Linked DNA regions of Homo sapiens: region 1 is linked to region 2. Evidence: read pairs that join two places in POLR2A ChIA-PET (ENCODE). Cell type or tissue: PC-3. All regions are shown on one strand.

The links. ChIA-PET counts read pairs that join two places held together with the same protein. Peaks named below come from ENCODE experiments on the same cell type or tissue, not always from the same donor. Only the 100,000 strongest peaks of a DNase experiment are listed, where the experiment ranks them.
Region 1: POLR2A ChIA-PET joins it to region 2 with 6 read pairs; 6 of 35 experiments call an interaction of 5 or more read pairs at or near these places.

The regions. Positions count from the first base shown.
Region 1 is chr10:102,686,063-102,694,062 of GRCh38, reverse strand. ARL3 (ARF like GTPase 3) reads left to right here. Exons shown (of 6, transcript NM_004311.4): 4 at 4,120-4,170. Among named protein-coding and RNA genes, the nearest start is that of ARL3, 24 kb to the left of the region's middle. In PC-3, no CTCF peak of the experiment used is centred here; no DNase peak of the experiment used is centred here.
Region 2 is chr10:102,764,767-102,772,766 of GRCh38, reverse strand. The region is part of intron 1 of WBP1L (WW domain binding protein 1 like); the gene reads right to left. Among named protein-coding and RNA genes, the nearest start is that of WBP1L, 25 kb to the right of the region's middle. In PC-3, no CTCF peak of the experiment used is centred here; a DNase peak (open chromatin) is centred at 3,216; H3K27ac peaks cover 2,626 bases.

The sequences.
Region 1 (8,000 bases), 79 kb after region 2:
TGAGCCGAGATCACACCACTGCACTCCAGCCTGGGCGACAGAGCAAGAATCCATCTCAAAAAAAATAAATAAAAATAAAACTTCTGGAAGCTGGATTTGGTGGCTCATGTCTGTAATCTCAGCCCTTTGGGAGGCCGAGGTGGGAGGATGCTTCGAGTCCAGAAGTTCAAGACCAGCTTGCACAATATACTGTGACCCTGTCTCTACAAAAAATAAAAAAAAATTAGCCAGTCATGGTGATGTGGACCTGTAGTCCCAGCTACTCGGGAGACTGAGGTGGAAGGATCACTTGAGCCCAGGAGGTTGAGTCTGCAGTGAGCTGTGATCACTACTGCACTCCAGTCTGGGTGACAGAGTGAGACTCTATCTCAAAAAAATAAATAAAATAAAACTTCTGCTCTGCAAAAGAGACTGCTAAGAGAATAAAAATACAAACCACAGACTGGGAGAAAATATTTGCAAAACACATATATGTTAAAGTAGTTATATCTAAAATATACAAATAACTCAAAACTCAAGAATAAGCAAACAACTTGGTTTTACAAATGGGCAAAAGATCTGAACAGACACCTCATCAAAGAAACAGATAAGCATATAAAAAATGTTCAGTATTATATGTCATTATGGATTTACAAATTAAAACAGCAATAATATGGTACTACATATTAATACCTACTAGACTGGCTAAAATAAAAAAAAAACTGACAATACCAAATGCTGATACGGATGTAGAGCAATGGGACTCCTCTTCATTGCTGGTGGAAATACAAAATAGTACACCCACTTTGGAAGACAGTTGGTAGTTTCTTACAAAGCTAAACATAGTCTTAGCATACAGTCCAGCAGTACTCCAAGATATATACCCAGTTAGTTGGAAATTGATATTCCACACAAAATTCTGCATAGGAATGTTTATGGCATCTTTATTCCTAATTGCCAAAACCTGGAAGCATCCAAGATGTCCTTCAATAGGTTAATAGATAAACAAACTGTGGTACACCCGTATAGTAGAATATTGTTCAATGATAAAAATACATGAGCTATCAAGTCATGAAAAGACACAGAGGGGCCGGGTGCGGTGGCTCATGCCTGTAATCCCAGCAGTTTGGGAGGCCAAGGCGGGCAGATCACGAGGTCAGGAGATCGAGACCATCCTGGCTAACACGGTGAAACCCTGTCTCTACTAAAAGCTGGGCGTGCCGGCGGGCGCCTGTAGTCCCAGCCTACTAGGGAGGCTGAGGCAGGAGAATGGCATGAACCCAGAAGATGGAGCTTGCAGTGAGCCAAGATCGCGCCACTGCACTCCAGCCTGGGTGACAGAGCGAGACTCTGTCTCAAAAAAAAGAAAAAAGACACGGAGGGCTCACACCTGTAATCCCAGCACTTTGGGAGGCTGAGGTGGGTGGATCACCTGAGGTCAGGAGTTCGAGGCCAGCCTGGCCAGCATGGCGAAACCCCATCTCTGCTAAAAATATAAAAATTAGCCAGGTGTGGTGGCACATGCCTGTAATCCCAGCTCCTCGAGAAGCTGAGGCAGGAGTATCGCTTGAACCCAGGAGGCAGAGGTTGCAGTGAGCCGAGATCACACTACTGCACTCCAGCCTGGGTGACAGAGCGAGACTCCGTCTCAACAAAAAAACAAAAGTGTATACATGTTTCAAAAGCTATAGACTCCTTTTTCCTCTTTCAATCATGAGTTAGGAAAAAGCAGGTGGCTGAGAGAAATTACATTCCTATCTGTTCATCTGCTGGATTAAGGTATCTTGAAAGAAATACCCAAGGAAGAGAAGTATATAAAGACATTAATGATTGTAAGTCTCCATAAGGAGGTCTCAGAAACTTTCTGGTCTCCAGGTAAGGGTAATTTTAAATCATAAGCTCTAACAGCTTGAGGGCAGACTGCAAGTTGGTTGTAATATAATGTAACCCTGGATTCCACATTCACATGATCTGAGAGTACCTGGGAATTAACGTACAATCCAGCAAAAATCGGTTCACAGCAACACTAGAGAAGCTTCCTCCAGCTGCATCCTTGTACTCGACACTAGTACAAGATAATAGTTTGGATTGAGAGTCAACCTTTCATTATTTTCCAGTGCTGTTTGAGATTAAACAAGTATGAGGGAGGAACTGAGTCCCTGGGATTAGATTCTAAGGCCTTGTGACTCACAGCCCTGTCTGCCAGTTTTGTAGCAGCTTAGAGTGAAGGTGGTGGATGGGTTATATTTGTCTATGTTTAATAGTCTTCCATTGTTGGTTGAAAAAGACTTATTACGCTAGACTCCACACTGCCTAGAAGAGCAGGCTTGAGGCTTGACACAAGAGTTGCCTGGTTCATTCTTTCCCATTATCTCTAGAGTACCGTAATCAAATCTTGCTTTATAGAGCAGGTCGACAAATTGATCCAGGCTGCCTCCAGTTTTTGTACAGCCTTCAAGCTAGGAGTGGTTTTTACATTTCTAAGTGGTTGGGGAGAAAAACGCCAAAAGAATAATGTTTCACAACATGTGAAAATTATATGAAATTCACATTTCAGTGTCCATGAAGTTACTTGGAACATAGCCACATACATTTGTTTACAGATTTTCTGTGGTTGCCTTCTAACAATAACAGGAGCGTTCAAGAGTTGTGAAAGAGATTGTATGGAAATCATCATTCTCAGTAAACTGTCGCAAGAACAAAAAACCAAACACCGCATATTCTCACTCATAGGTGGGAATTGAACAATGAGATCACATGGACACAGGAAGGGGAATATCACACTCTGGGGACTGTGGTGGGGTGGGGGGAGGGGGGAGGGATAGCATTGGGAGATATACCTAATGCTAGATGACGAGTTAGTGGGTGCAGCGCACCAGCATGGCACATGTATACACATGTAACTAACCTGCACAGTGTGCACATGTACCCTAAAACTTAAAGTATAATAAAAAGAAAAAGAGAGATTGTATGGGCCACAGAGGCTAAAATATTGACTGCTGACCTCTTACAGAAAAAGTTTGCCTACCCTTGCTTTGGAGTATTAAATTAAATGGTTCTCTAAACTGTGTCTGGTGGTGCATGCCTGTAATCTCAACTACTCAGGAGGCTGAGGTGGGAGGATCCCTTGAGCCCAGGAGTCTGAGACCAGCCTGGGTAACATAGCAAGACCCCATCTCAAAAAAAAAAAAAAAAAAGAGGTTTGAAAGACTAAGAGTAACTCCTAGAAGTACCAGAGTTATTCTTAGGGAAGACGACATTGAGAACATCTGACATGAGCTTTATTAATTTGAGGGTTTGTCTAAGAAATAAAACTTGAAGTGTGATGGAAGGGAGGGGATAGGGTATCTTCCATTTCTCTTTAGGCCGAGAAATAATAACAGCCTTTTGACAGATATAAATGTCTTTTCAAGATATATTCATGTTACTACTAATCATTTACTGTATTATTATTAATATCAGCTTTGTGTTTAAACTTAACATAATTTAAACAAAGTAGGCCAGCCACAGTAGCTCATGCTTGTAATCCCAGCACTTTAGGAGGCTGAGGCAGGTGGATCACTTGAGGTCAGGAGTTCGAGACCAGCCTGGCCGACATGGTGAAACGCCGTCTCTACTAAAACTACAAAAAAATTAGCTGGGCATGGTGGCGTGTGCCTGTAGTCCCAGCTGCTGGGGAGGCTGAGGCAGGAGAATGGGGTGAACCCAGAGCCGAAATCATGCCACTGCACTCCAGCCTGGGTGACAGAGCAGAGCAAGACTCTGTCTCAAAAAAAAAAAAAAAAAAAGGAAAATAGTGAAATCTATATTGTAGAGTTGTAATGAGGGTTAATAGAGTAGACCTAGTAATGTTTAGTGACAACATCAAGTGCCCATTAAATGTAGCTATTTTATCCCACTTGGTTTTCCTAAATCCTAGACTTTGGAGCATTGCTGAAGGTATTTTCTGGGCATCCCTATTTAATTAATTTGTGTATTTGTTTGTTTGGCCTTCATAAATGAGATGAGACTCACCAGTCAATTTCTGTATGTTGTGCTAATTGGAATATGCTGATTGGGGATCACCTGCTCCTTTTGCAGAAATTGCCCTGTCTTTTCCATCTCTGCTCACTGAAATAACCTTCTTCTTTTCCTTTATAGATATATGTAATCGACAGTGCAGACAGAAAAAGATTTGAAGAGACGGGTCAGGTAAATAATTCTTTTTTATATCAAAGTTCTTATATATATATATGTATGTACTTTTTTTTTTTTGAGACGGAGTTTTTGCTCTTGTTGCCCAGGCTAGAGTGCAATGGCATGATCTCGGCTCACCCCAACCTCCGCCTCCCAGGTTCAAGCAATTCTCCTGCCTCAGCCTCCCGAGTAGCTGGAATTAGCATGCACCACCACGCCTGGCTAATTTTGTATTTTTAGTAGAGAGAGGGTTTCACCACATTGGTCAGGCTGGTCTTGAACTCCCGACCTCAGGTGATCTTCCCGCCTCAGCCTCACAAGGTGCTGGGATTACAGGCGTGAGCCACCACGCCCAGCCTAGTATATTTTTTAAATACTAATTCTTCTGTTGAGATAGTTCCCAAATAACTGGGTATTCATTAATCAACCTTGTAAATGTGTGAGAGTGAGGGAGGTTTTTGTTTTGTTTTGTTTGTTAACCTTTACAGTTCAAACAAGACAGTTATTCTAGCAAGCAGGCAAAAATACCAGTTGTCTGAAATTAGTTGAGAGTTCTTTAAACAGTTTTTTTTTCCCCCCTCCAAAACGGAGTTTCACTCTTGTCACCCAGGCTGGAGTGCAATGGCACAATTTCAGCTCACTGCAACTTCAACCTCCCAGGTTCAAGTGATTCTCCTGCCTCAGCCTCCCAAGTAGCTGGGATTACAGGCGTGCGCCACCACGCCCGGCTAATTTTTTTGTATTTTTAGTAGAGACAGGGTTTCACCATGTTGACCAGGCTGGTCTTGAACTCTTGACCTCAGATGATCCACCCACCTCAGCCTCCCAAAGTGCTGGGATTACAGGCGTGAGCCTCCATGCCCAGCCTAAACAGTTTTCTAATTAAAGCTTTTTAGCTTTAATCAAATTGAATATATGAGATACAGACAAGTGGAACTTAGCACCATGCCCAAAGGCTCTTCAGGTTTTTTCCCAGGCCATGTGAAAACGAACCCAGAGGAACAAGTCACTTCTCATTTTTATTTACATTTTTCAATACCTACTTAATTGATTCAGGGGTAACTTTGACAAATCTGAAAGGACAGGAAAAAATGCACATGCCAAGGGCTGGGTGCGGTGGCTCGCGCCTGTAATCCCAGCCCTTTGGGAGGCTGAGGTGGGCAGATCACTTGCAGTCAGGAGATCAAGACCATCCTGGCTAACACAGTGAAACCCTGTCTCTACTAAAAACACAAAAAATTAGCCAGGTGTGGTGGCACGTGCCTGTACAGTCCCAGCTACTCTGGAGGCTGAGGCAGGAGAATCACTTGAACCCACTGCAGAGGTTGCACTGAGCCGAGATTGTGTCACTGCACTCCAGCCTGGGTGACAGAGTGAGACTCCCTCTCAAAAAAAAAAAAAAAAAAAAGTTTTTTAAAAAGTTATCATTGCAGAGTCCTTGGCCTGTGTCCTAAATGACCACAGGTGGCCTTCCAAAGGTAGCAGTTCTCATGTTTATGTCCCTTTTTTTGAAATTGAGTTGAGAACTCTCCAGACTTCTGGAAACAACCCACCACCCTTCCATACCCTGATGATTTCTGGATTATCACTCATGTGAAATGAGCTTGGAGGTGGAGGGGGTCCTATGTAGTCATCTGCCTCTTGATCCATACAGTTCTCTTTGAAAGCCCATGTGTTTTAAGTAGCTAAAATGTGGATTTAATGAGGAAAAGGTGGGGCCTATCATTTAAGTACATATACACCCTTTCCTATAGTTTTTGTAAACAAAATCACATATAGTTTAGACCCCAACCTATAACCTAAATATCAGGGACCTTGCCAGATGGACCAATAAAGTTATTTTAGGATGTAGGTTTGATGAAATGTGAAGCATGTGCATGCATGTTTTAGAGATAGAGATTGATGAAACAGAATTATCTCTAAAGTAATTGTCATTTTCAGTTTAAATTTCATACACACACACACATACACACACACACACGCATTGAAAGTTATTTGCAGGTAATAACCTTGGGTAAGTTTTGAATCTCAAACCACTTCTTGTCTTCTCCCTTGAATGATTTTCTCAAAAGTGTTCTATGGGCCAGGTGTGATGGCTCATCGCTATAATTCTAGCACTTTGTTAGGCTGAGGCAGGAGGATCCCTTGAGCCCAGGAGTTCAAGACCAGCGTGGGCAATATATCAAAACCCTGTCTCTACAAAAAAAAATTTTTTTTTTCCAGGCAGAATCTCACTCTGTCACCCTGGCTGGAGTGCAGTGGCATGATCTTAGCTCACTGCAACCTTTGCCTCCTGGGTTCAAGCAATTCTCCTGTCTCAGCCTCCCAAGTAGTTGGGACTACATGTGCCCACCACCATGCACAGCTAATTTTTGTATTTTTAATAGAGACAGGGTTTCACCATATTGGTCAGACTGGTCTCGAACTCCGCCCACCTCAGCCTCCCAAAATGCTGGGATTACATGGGTGAGCCACCGCGCCTGGCCAAAAAAAATTTTTTTTTAATTAGCTGGGCATGGTGGCAATCACCTGAGGTCCCAGCTAGCTGATCAGGAGGCTAAGTTAAGCATTGCTTGAGCCCAGGAGGTTGAGCCTGCAGTAAGCTGTGATCGCACCACTGCACTCCAGCCTGGATGACAGAGTGAGATATTGTCTCAAAAAAAAAAAGTGATCTGTGAATCATCTGTAGCGGAATCACTTCAGGAGTTTGCTAAAAATGTGGATTCCTATGCCGGGCGCGGTGGCTCACGCCTGTAATCCCAGCACTTTGGGAGGCCAAGGTGGGGGGTGGATCACAAGGTCAGGAGTTCAAGACTAGCCTGGCCAAGATGGTGAAACCCCGTCTCTACTAAAAATACAAAAAAAATTAGCGAGGCATGGTGGTGGGCGCCTGTAATCCCAGCCACTTGGGAGGCTGAGGCAGAGAATTGCTTGAACCCGGGAGGCGGAGGTTGCAGTGAGCCGAGATCGCGCCACTGCACTCCAGCCTGGGCAACAGAGCAAGACTCGTCTCAAAAAAAAAAAAAAAAAAAAAAAAAAAAGTAAATTCCTGAGCCCTAGCTCAGACTTTCCAAAGTCAGCATCTCTGGGTTGGGCCCAGGAATCTGCCAGGGGAATCTTATACAGGTTCAAGTTTGATAATCAGACTGAGCACGGCGGCTCACACCGTAATCCCAGCACTTTGGGAGGCCAAGGCGGGCAGATCACTTGAGGCCAGGAGTTCAAGACCAGCCTGACCAACATGGTGAAAACCCATCTCTACTAAAAATACAGAAATTAGCTGGGCATGGTAGTGTGCACCTGCAGTCCCAGCTACTCAGGAGGCTGAGGGGTGAGAATTGCTTGAACCTGGGAGGTGAAAGGTTGCAGTGAGCCGGGATTGCGCCACTGCACTCCAGCCTGGGCGACAGAGCGAGACCCTGTCTCAAAAAAAAAAAAAAAGAAAGAAAAAAAAAAGTTTGAGAATCACTACTCTTGAAAGTTGCTAGTTGATCAGCTTAACTGTTATTTTTTTTTCTGATTAGAACTGCATGGTTGTCCGGGCATGGTAGCTCACGCCTGTAATCCCAGCACTTTGGGAGGCCGAGGTGGGTGGATCACCTGAGGTGTGCAGTTCTAGACCAGCCTGCCCAACGTGGCAAAACCCTGTCTCTACTAAAAATACAAAAATTAGCTGAGTGTGGTGGTGCATGCCTGTAGTCCCAGCTACTCAGGAGGTTGAGGCAGGAGAATCACTTGAACCTGGGAAGCGAAGGTTGCAGTGAGCCGAGATCACGCCATTGCACTCCAGCCTGGGTGACAGAGTGAGACTCTGTCTCAAAAAAAAAAAAAAAAAAGTAGTGTAT
Region 2 (8,000 bases):
AAAACCCCATCTCTACAGAAAATACAAAAATTAGCTGGGCATGGTGGCACATGCCTGTTGTCTCAGCTACTCGGGAAGCTGAGGTGGGAGGGACACTTGAGCCCAGGAGGGAGAGGTTGCAGTGAGCCAAGATCACACCACTGCACTCCAGCCTGAGCGACAGAACGAGACTCTGTCTCAAAAAAAAAAAAAAAAAAAAAAAAAAAAAGGGCCGGGCATGGCTCATGCTTGTAATCCCAGCACTTTGGGAGGCCAAGGCAGGCAGATCACCTGAGGTCAGGAGTTCCAGACCAGCCTGACCGACATGGGGAAACCCCATCTCTACTAAAAATAGAAAAATTAGCTAAGCATGGTGACACATACCTGTAGTCCCAGCTACTTGAGAGACTGAAGCAGGAGAATCACTTGAACCTGGGAGATGGAGGCTGCAGTGAGCTGAGATCATGCCACTGCACTCCAGCCTGGGCGACAGAGCGAGACTGTCTCAAAAAAAAAAAAAAAAAAAAAAAGGCCGGGCGCAGTGGCTTACGCTTGTAATCCCAGCACTTTAGGAGGCAGAGGCGGGTGGATCACGAAGTCGGGAGATCAAGACCATCCTGGCTAACATGGTGAAACCCCGTCTCTACTAAAAATACAAAAAATTAACCAGCGTGGTGGCGGGCGCCTGTAGTTCCAGCTACTTGGGAGCTGAGGCAGGAGAATGGAGTGAACCCGGGAGGCAGAGCTTGCAGTGAGCTGAGATTGTGCCACTGCACTCCAGCCTGGGCGACAGAGCGAGACTCCGTCTCAAGAAAAAAAAAAAAATGTTGCAGATTAACAACTACTTATGGCCCCAAGCAGCATCTGAGATATCCTTCTACCGAGGCAGTCTCCTCCTCTGCAATTCAGAGAACCCCCAGAGATAGTACTGCTGGAAATACTACCCTTTGGATTCAGATTAACTTTTTTTTTTTTTTCTTGAGACAGAGTCTCACTCTGTCAACCAGGCTGGAGTGTGGTGGCACGATCTTGGCTCACTGCAACCTCTGCCTCCCAGGTTCAAGCGATCCCCCTGCCTCAGACTCCCAAGTAGCTGGGACTACAAGTGTGCGCCACCACTCCCAGCTAATTTTTGTCTTTTTATTAGAGATGGGGTTTCACCATGTTGGCCAGGCTGGTCTCGAACTCCTGACCTCAACCAAAGTGCTGGGATTACAGGCATGAGCCACCATGTCTGGCCTCAGATTAACTTTTTAAATTTTTATTTAAAATTTTTTCTGTCATTATAGATGAGGGCTTCCTATGTTGCCCAGGCTGGTCTCGAACGCTTCACCTCGCCTCCTTATGAGCCAGGACATCAGGACTGAGCCACCGTGCCTCCCTAAAATTTTATTTTAAATAGGGAGTCTTGCTATGTTACCCAAGCTGGTCTCGAATCCCTGGCCTCAAGCAATCTTCCCACCTCAGCATCCTCAAATGCTGACATCACAGGCACGAACCACTGTGCCGTACCGGATTAATTTAAGACATACTGCAAAAACATACATGCTCACAGCTACCTGAATTCATTCTTTTACTGTAGAAAATTTGTTTAAGTATCTTTTGGCAACATTTTTGTAGGCAGTCTATATATTTATAATCTTTAAATTCTGGGGTGGGGTAGGGGAGAGATAATCATTTGTTCAACCCTGACCATGAGCCAGACTCCATGCTAAGTATCTCACAGCCACAACAACCCTATGATGTGGCTATTACCATCCCTATTACTCAGTTACAGAAATGGAGGCAAATGGGGTTTATGTAACTTGCCCAAGGTCACACAGCTGGCTGTGAGACAGCAAGGATTTGAGTGAAGACTCTGGCTCCACAGGCTCTTTCCTTTATGAACACACAGGCGTCAGCTATTAGAATATCAGAAGTTACAAACAAGGAAAAAACAAACAGCAAAAACCAGAACTGAGGGTCAGGTGAATGTTAAGCAGACAGGCAGGTCCCTGGTCAGCGCTCTGGAACCCTGTTTATGAGACTGCCATGCACACTGGATATGATGGTGGTGTTCTGGAGTGTGAAGTCAGGGTCCTAGGGTCCTTCTGACCCACTTTGGAAAGCAAGGTTCTATGAGGTCAAAGACTGGGAAAGCCCTAAAGTTCTCATCTGTTCCTAATGCACAACAGATCCACACACAAGGAATAGGCTGGAGACCTTCCTAGGACATGGCTCTTGGGAACCTGGTGAGCTGTTCCCACACCTTTGCCATCTGGTCAACTGAGGCTGACGGCGACTAGGGCTGAAGGTCTAGGGGTATCTTATTTTACAATCAAGGGATCTGAAGAAAGAGAGTTTGTCAGAACAGGACAGTAACTGCCAGGCTTCTAGGGTAGGAGATAATCTCCAGGCGTAAGGCCATTTTATTTCCAGGAGCTTTGAGCAGAGGCTGCTGGGCAGACACAGAATGTCTAAGATAAGAGATCTTTCTTATCTTTCTCCGGTTTGGGCACGCACCCATTTAAATGCCTCAGAGTTCTAACTCAAGAAAGGAGAGAATGAATACTAACTCAAACCTCAAACCAACATGAGTGTCACAACAAAAGTTAAACTGAGACATCTTCATGTCATGGGTGTGAGGCTAGGCATTAACAAAAGAATCCTGAAGTAATAATTTTGGGGAATGCAAGGGGATAAATCCCAAACCCAGAACTCTGCCAGGCAGAAACACTATAGGTTGCTTAACTGCTAGAAACCAAGAACACTAGCTTTATCTATGTCCTGGGGCTGGACAAAGGCAGGCATGTAGCAGGCCTGCTGAGGCAAGAAAACACACACCTCTCCTGCTTCTGGGCAGGACAAGGCGTTTTACAAGTCACAGAGCTTATCTCTTCCACAAGGTATCTATAAAAACCCATGGTGCTTTCCTACTACTGAGTCTTTCAGGAAAGAGAGTTAGGTAAACGGTTCTTAACTGCAGTATGTAATCCTTTGCTAAACATCAAATCATGTATTTCAGAGAGGGAAGATTCCAACAGATGGTGACATCTCATATTTTACACAGTGACGTTAGGTAACTCGTTCAAGGACACACACCTAATAGGCAGTGCAGCCAGAATCTCAACCAGGTCTGTATGACTCCAAAATGGCTTGGACACATATGCAGATAGGATTTTGATATTAATCGTCACTTCCCCCTTACTTGTGACCTGATATTTACAGTTGCATCCAGTCCACCCAGGATGTGCTGTGGGGATAACAAAGATGTACTGTTGGATGAATCAGTCTTGCCCTGGAGGATTTATTTAGTTAGTTACACAGAAACAAACATACGCACTCTATGATAAACATGGTGAGGCGAGGGACAAACACAGTCACACAAGAGGAGCTCAAAGAAGAGATGCTGGATGATCCTCTCAGCTTCCAGTAAAAAAAAAAAAAAGAAAGAAAAAAGAAAACAAAGAAGGGATGCTGTTGAGGGACAGAATGGCCAAAGAAGGTTTTTGTTTTCAAAGAAAATTTTATCAAGAGCTGAACACAGTGGTTCCCCAACACTTCAGGAGGCTGATGTGGGATGATCACTTGAGGCCAGGATTTCAAGACCAGCCTGAGCAACATAGGGAGACCCTGTTTCTACAAAAATTAAGAAATTAGCCAGGCATGGCGGCGTACACCTTGTAGGTTCAGCTACTCAGTAGGCTGAGGCAGGAGGATCACTTGAGCCCAAGAAGTTGAGGTTGTAGTGAGCTGTGATTATACCACTGCACTCTAGCCTGGGTATCAGAGTGAGACCTTTTCTCTTGAAAAACAAACGAGGCCAAGCGCAATGGCTCAAGCCTGTAATCTCAGCACTTTGGGAGGCTGAGGCAGGTGGATCACGAGGTCAGGAGATCAAGACCATCCTGGCTAACACGGTGAAACCCCGTCTCTACTAAAAAATACAAAAAATTAGCCGGGCGTGGTGGCAGGCACCTGTAGTCCCAGCTACTTGGGAGGCTGAGGCAGGAGAATGGCATGAACCCGGGAGGTGGAGCTTTCAGTGAGCCGAGATCACACCACTGCACTCCAGCCTGGGGGACAGAGCGAGACTCTGTCTCAAAAAAAAAAAAAAACTGGCCGGGCGCGGTGGCTCACGCCTGTAATCCCAGCACTTTGGGAGGCCGAGGCGGGTGGATCATGAGGTCAGGAGATCGAGACCATCCTGGCTAACAAGGTGAAACCCCGTCTCTACTAAAAATACAAAAAAAAATTAGCCGGGCGCGGTGGCGGGCGCCTGTAGTCACAGCTACTGGGGAGGCTGAGGCAGGAGAATGGCGTTGAACCCGGGAAGCGGAGCTTGCAGTGAGCCGAGATTGCGCCACTGCAGTCCGCAGTCCAGCCTGGGCGACAGAGCGAGACTCCGTCTCAAAAAAAAAAAAAAAAAAAAAAAAACAAAAAACTAATGCCAGGCGCAATGGCTCAAGCACTTTAGGAAGCCAAGGTGGGTGGAACATCTGAGATCAGGAGTTCAAGACCAGCCTGGCAAACATGGCAAAACCAGCCTCTACTAAAAATATAAAAATTAGCCGGGCATGGTGGCACATGCCTGTAAACTCAGCTACTTGGGAGGCTGAGGCAGGAGAACGAATCGCTTGAACCCAGGAGGCGGAGGTTGCAGTGAGCCGAGATCATGCCAATGCATGTCAGCCTGGGCAACAGAGCAAGAATTCGTCTCAAAAAGCAAACAAACTAAAAAACCCCAAAGAGATGGATACTGAAATAATACGTAGGGTTTCAGTGGATAAAATGAGCACACTACGCAGAGCAGAGCATGAATAAAAGTATGGAAACAAGGACGCATGGGGCATACGTCCAAAGGCAGAAAAAGATGACGCAAAGATTAGTTGGGGGTAGAATGTCAAGGCCCTACACATGTACACATCTAATGAGTGAGTATCTTTGACCAGCACAGTTTTTCTTTCTGATGATTACAGTAGCAGCATGAATATCAAATATAGGAATTTCTATTTTAGTGGAGTATTTTAGGCCCTCATTTTGCTTGTTTGATATTTACTACTAAAATATGGTCAATCTTGGAGTTGATTTTGTTTTATTGCAGAGGTTGGGGGAGGTGGAAGGAAGATACAGATGAGAACTTTGGGGCTTTCCCAGTCATTGACCTCAACCTCACAGAATCCTGCTCTCGGTCTCCAAAGTGGGCCAGAAAGAGTCCTAGGTTCCTGACTCCACCCCATGTCATTGGTGCAGCCTCAGTCTTTTATTTTTTTTGAGAGACAGGGTCTCATTATGTTGCCCTGGCTGGGGTGCAGTGGCTACTTACAGGGGCCATCATAATACACTGCAGCCTCAAAATCCTGGGTTCAAGTGAGCCTCCCACCTCAGGCTCCTGAGTAACTGGGACTACAGGCATGTGCCACTGCACCCAGCTTTAAATGGAAAGAAATAAAAGTAGCAGAAGCTGAAACTGGTTTGCAACAGCTTCCTAAGGTTTCTGCCTCTTGCCTCCCCACCCCCCAAACAAGAAAATCATTTTGTTGTTGACAATCACTGCAGAAATATTTATTACTTTCGTAGGCTGCACAACAATTCGCTGCCATCTCCAGAATGTGCAGGGGTCTCTGAAACTCAACACTGTCAGTGGGCCTTCACCAATAGTTAATGGGCTCTCACTGGATCTGCAACTTGAGCTTCATCAAGTACAAAGTAGCCTTGTTTGTTTTCATATCAAAATGCTAGGTTCGTGTTTTTCCTACCCTGGAAACAGTTTAACCCCAACCATACTGGCAAGTAGCCAAGAATTACATGAAAATCAGCAGGCTGCAGCTCATAGCTATCTCCAGATACATTTCATGCCTCCTCACAATTGCTCTCCAAACCAAAGATCGGAATAAGAACAAAAGGAGGGATGTAGATCACACCAACTACATGAAACACACTCAGATGAAATTTGTTTTTTGCTTTTTTTTTTTTTGAGACAGAGTCTCGCTCTGTCGCTCAGGCTGGAGTGCAGAGGCGCAATCTCGGCTCACTGCAACCTCCGCCTCCTGAGTTCAAGCAATTCTCCTGCTCAGCCTCCCAAGTAGCTAGGACTACAGGCTCGTGCCACCATGCCCAGCTAATTTTTGTATTTTCAATAGAGACATGGTTTCACCATGTTGGCCAGGCCGGCTTTTTGTTTTTGAGACAGGATCTTGCTCTGTCACCCAAGCTGGACTGCAGTGGTGCGATCATGGCTCACTGTAGCCTCCAACCTCGCAGGCACAAGCAATCCTCCCACCTCAGCCTCCCAAGTAGCTGAGACTACAGGCGTTTACTACAATGCCCAACTTATTTTTTTTCCTTTTTTTTTTTTTTTTTTTTTGAGACAGAGTTTCGCTCTTGTTGCCCAGGCTGGAGTGCAATGGTGCGATCTCAGCTAACTGCAACCTCCGCCTCCCGGGTTCAAGAAATTCTCCTACCTCAGCTTCCTGAGTAGCTGAGATTACAGGCATGCGCACCATGCCCAGCTAATTTTTGTATTTTTAGTAGAGATGGGGTTTTTCCATGTTGGTCAGGCTGGTCTCAAACTCCCGACCTGAGGTGATCCGCCTGCCTCGGCCTCCCAAAGTGCTGGGATTACAGATGTGAGCCACTGCACCTGGCCCTGGCTAATTTTTTTTAATCTTTATAGAGGCAGGGTCTTCCTATGTTGCCAAGGCTGGTCTCGAACTCCTAGGTTCAAGTGATCCTCCTGCCTCGGCCAGATGTAATTTGGAAAGAGAACCATTAGGAAAATTAAGCTTCCAGGTCTCCACCAATCTGATTTCATCTTTCACTGTTATTTAAACTTTGGGTGAGATAAAGAGAGACATGGTCTATATTAAGTGGGAATGTGGGTACAATGGTGGCTGACCCAAGAAAAAGGCTAACAGCAAGGTCATTTTATGACAGACATCTCAACTCTCTCTGAGTCCTTAGAAGCAGTTCTGGGTGCTCTAAGCATTCTCACTGTCCAGAAAGCAATCATCTTGGTTGTGCTTTTATAGGAAAATCCACTCACTTCTTACATGCAACTCATAAACTCAACAAAGCCATTTCACACTTTATGTTTTAGATATTTCTTCTCAGCCCTACCTTCTCCTCTAAAGTAAGCAACTTAGGGGTAAGATGTGAAACGTTCACTTCCATATCCCTCACAGGACCAAGCACGATGCCTTGCACAAAGCAGGCCCTCAAGAAAAGATCGTCACATGAATGAAGAGATAAAGACGTGACTAAAGAGAGGATCCTGGCTGGGTGTGGTGGCACATGCCTGTAATGCCAGCACTTTGGGAGGCCAAGGAGGGTGGATCACTTGAGCCCAGGAGTTCGAGACCAGTCTGGCAACATGGCAAAACTCCATCTCCACAAAAAAAATACAAAAATTAGTCGGGCGTGATGGCACATGACTGTAGTCCTAGTTGCTGGGGAGGGTGAGGTAGGAGGATCAACTGAGTGTCCAGGGAGGTTGAGGCTGCAGTGAGCTGTGATCACACCACTGCACTCCAGCCTGTGCAAGATCCTGTCTGGAAAAAAAAAGGATCATAAAAATGAAGCTAAAATATAGCTGAATCCCTAAACATTAGTGCTGGTAACACCTGCCTGGTCATAGAAACCTGACAAACAGCTAAGAGGTCAGAAGAGCACCTGCATGTTCTCCAAGCTCATGAAGTCTGATGCGGCAAAGCCTCCGTGTGTCTCATTATCTGTACATCTCTCATTTCTCAGCTGAGGAATTTAAAGCACTTCAATCATCTCAAAAGCAAAATTCCCTTTCTCAAAGCAGAGCTGGGCCATGGTCTAACTCCCTAGCAATCGTTTTTGGATTTGGAGAAATAGAAGGAAGCTGCTCCTGGTTTTGTCTCTAGGTCATGAGATACCTCCATTAGCAACACCTGGAAGTTGTCTCTTTTGCATAAAGAATTGTGAAAGTTAATAAGGTCTGGCTGGAAGCACAGCTCATGGCACCGTGCCTTTCCTCATTTCCTGGATCTTACATAAATCAAATATTATGTCCT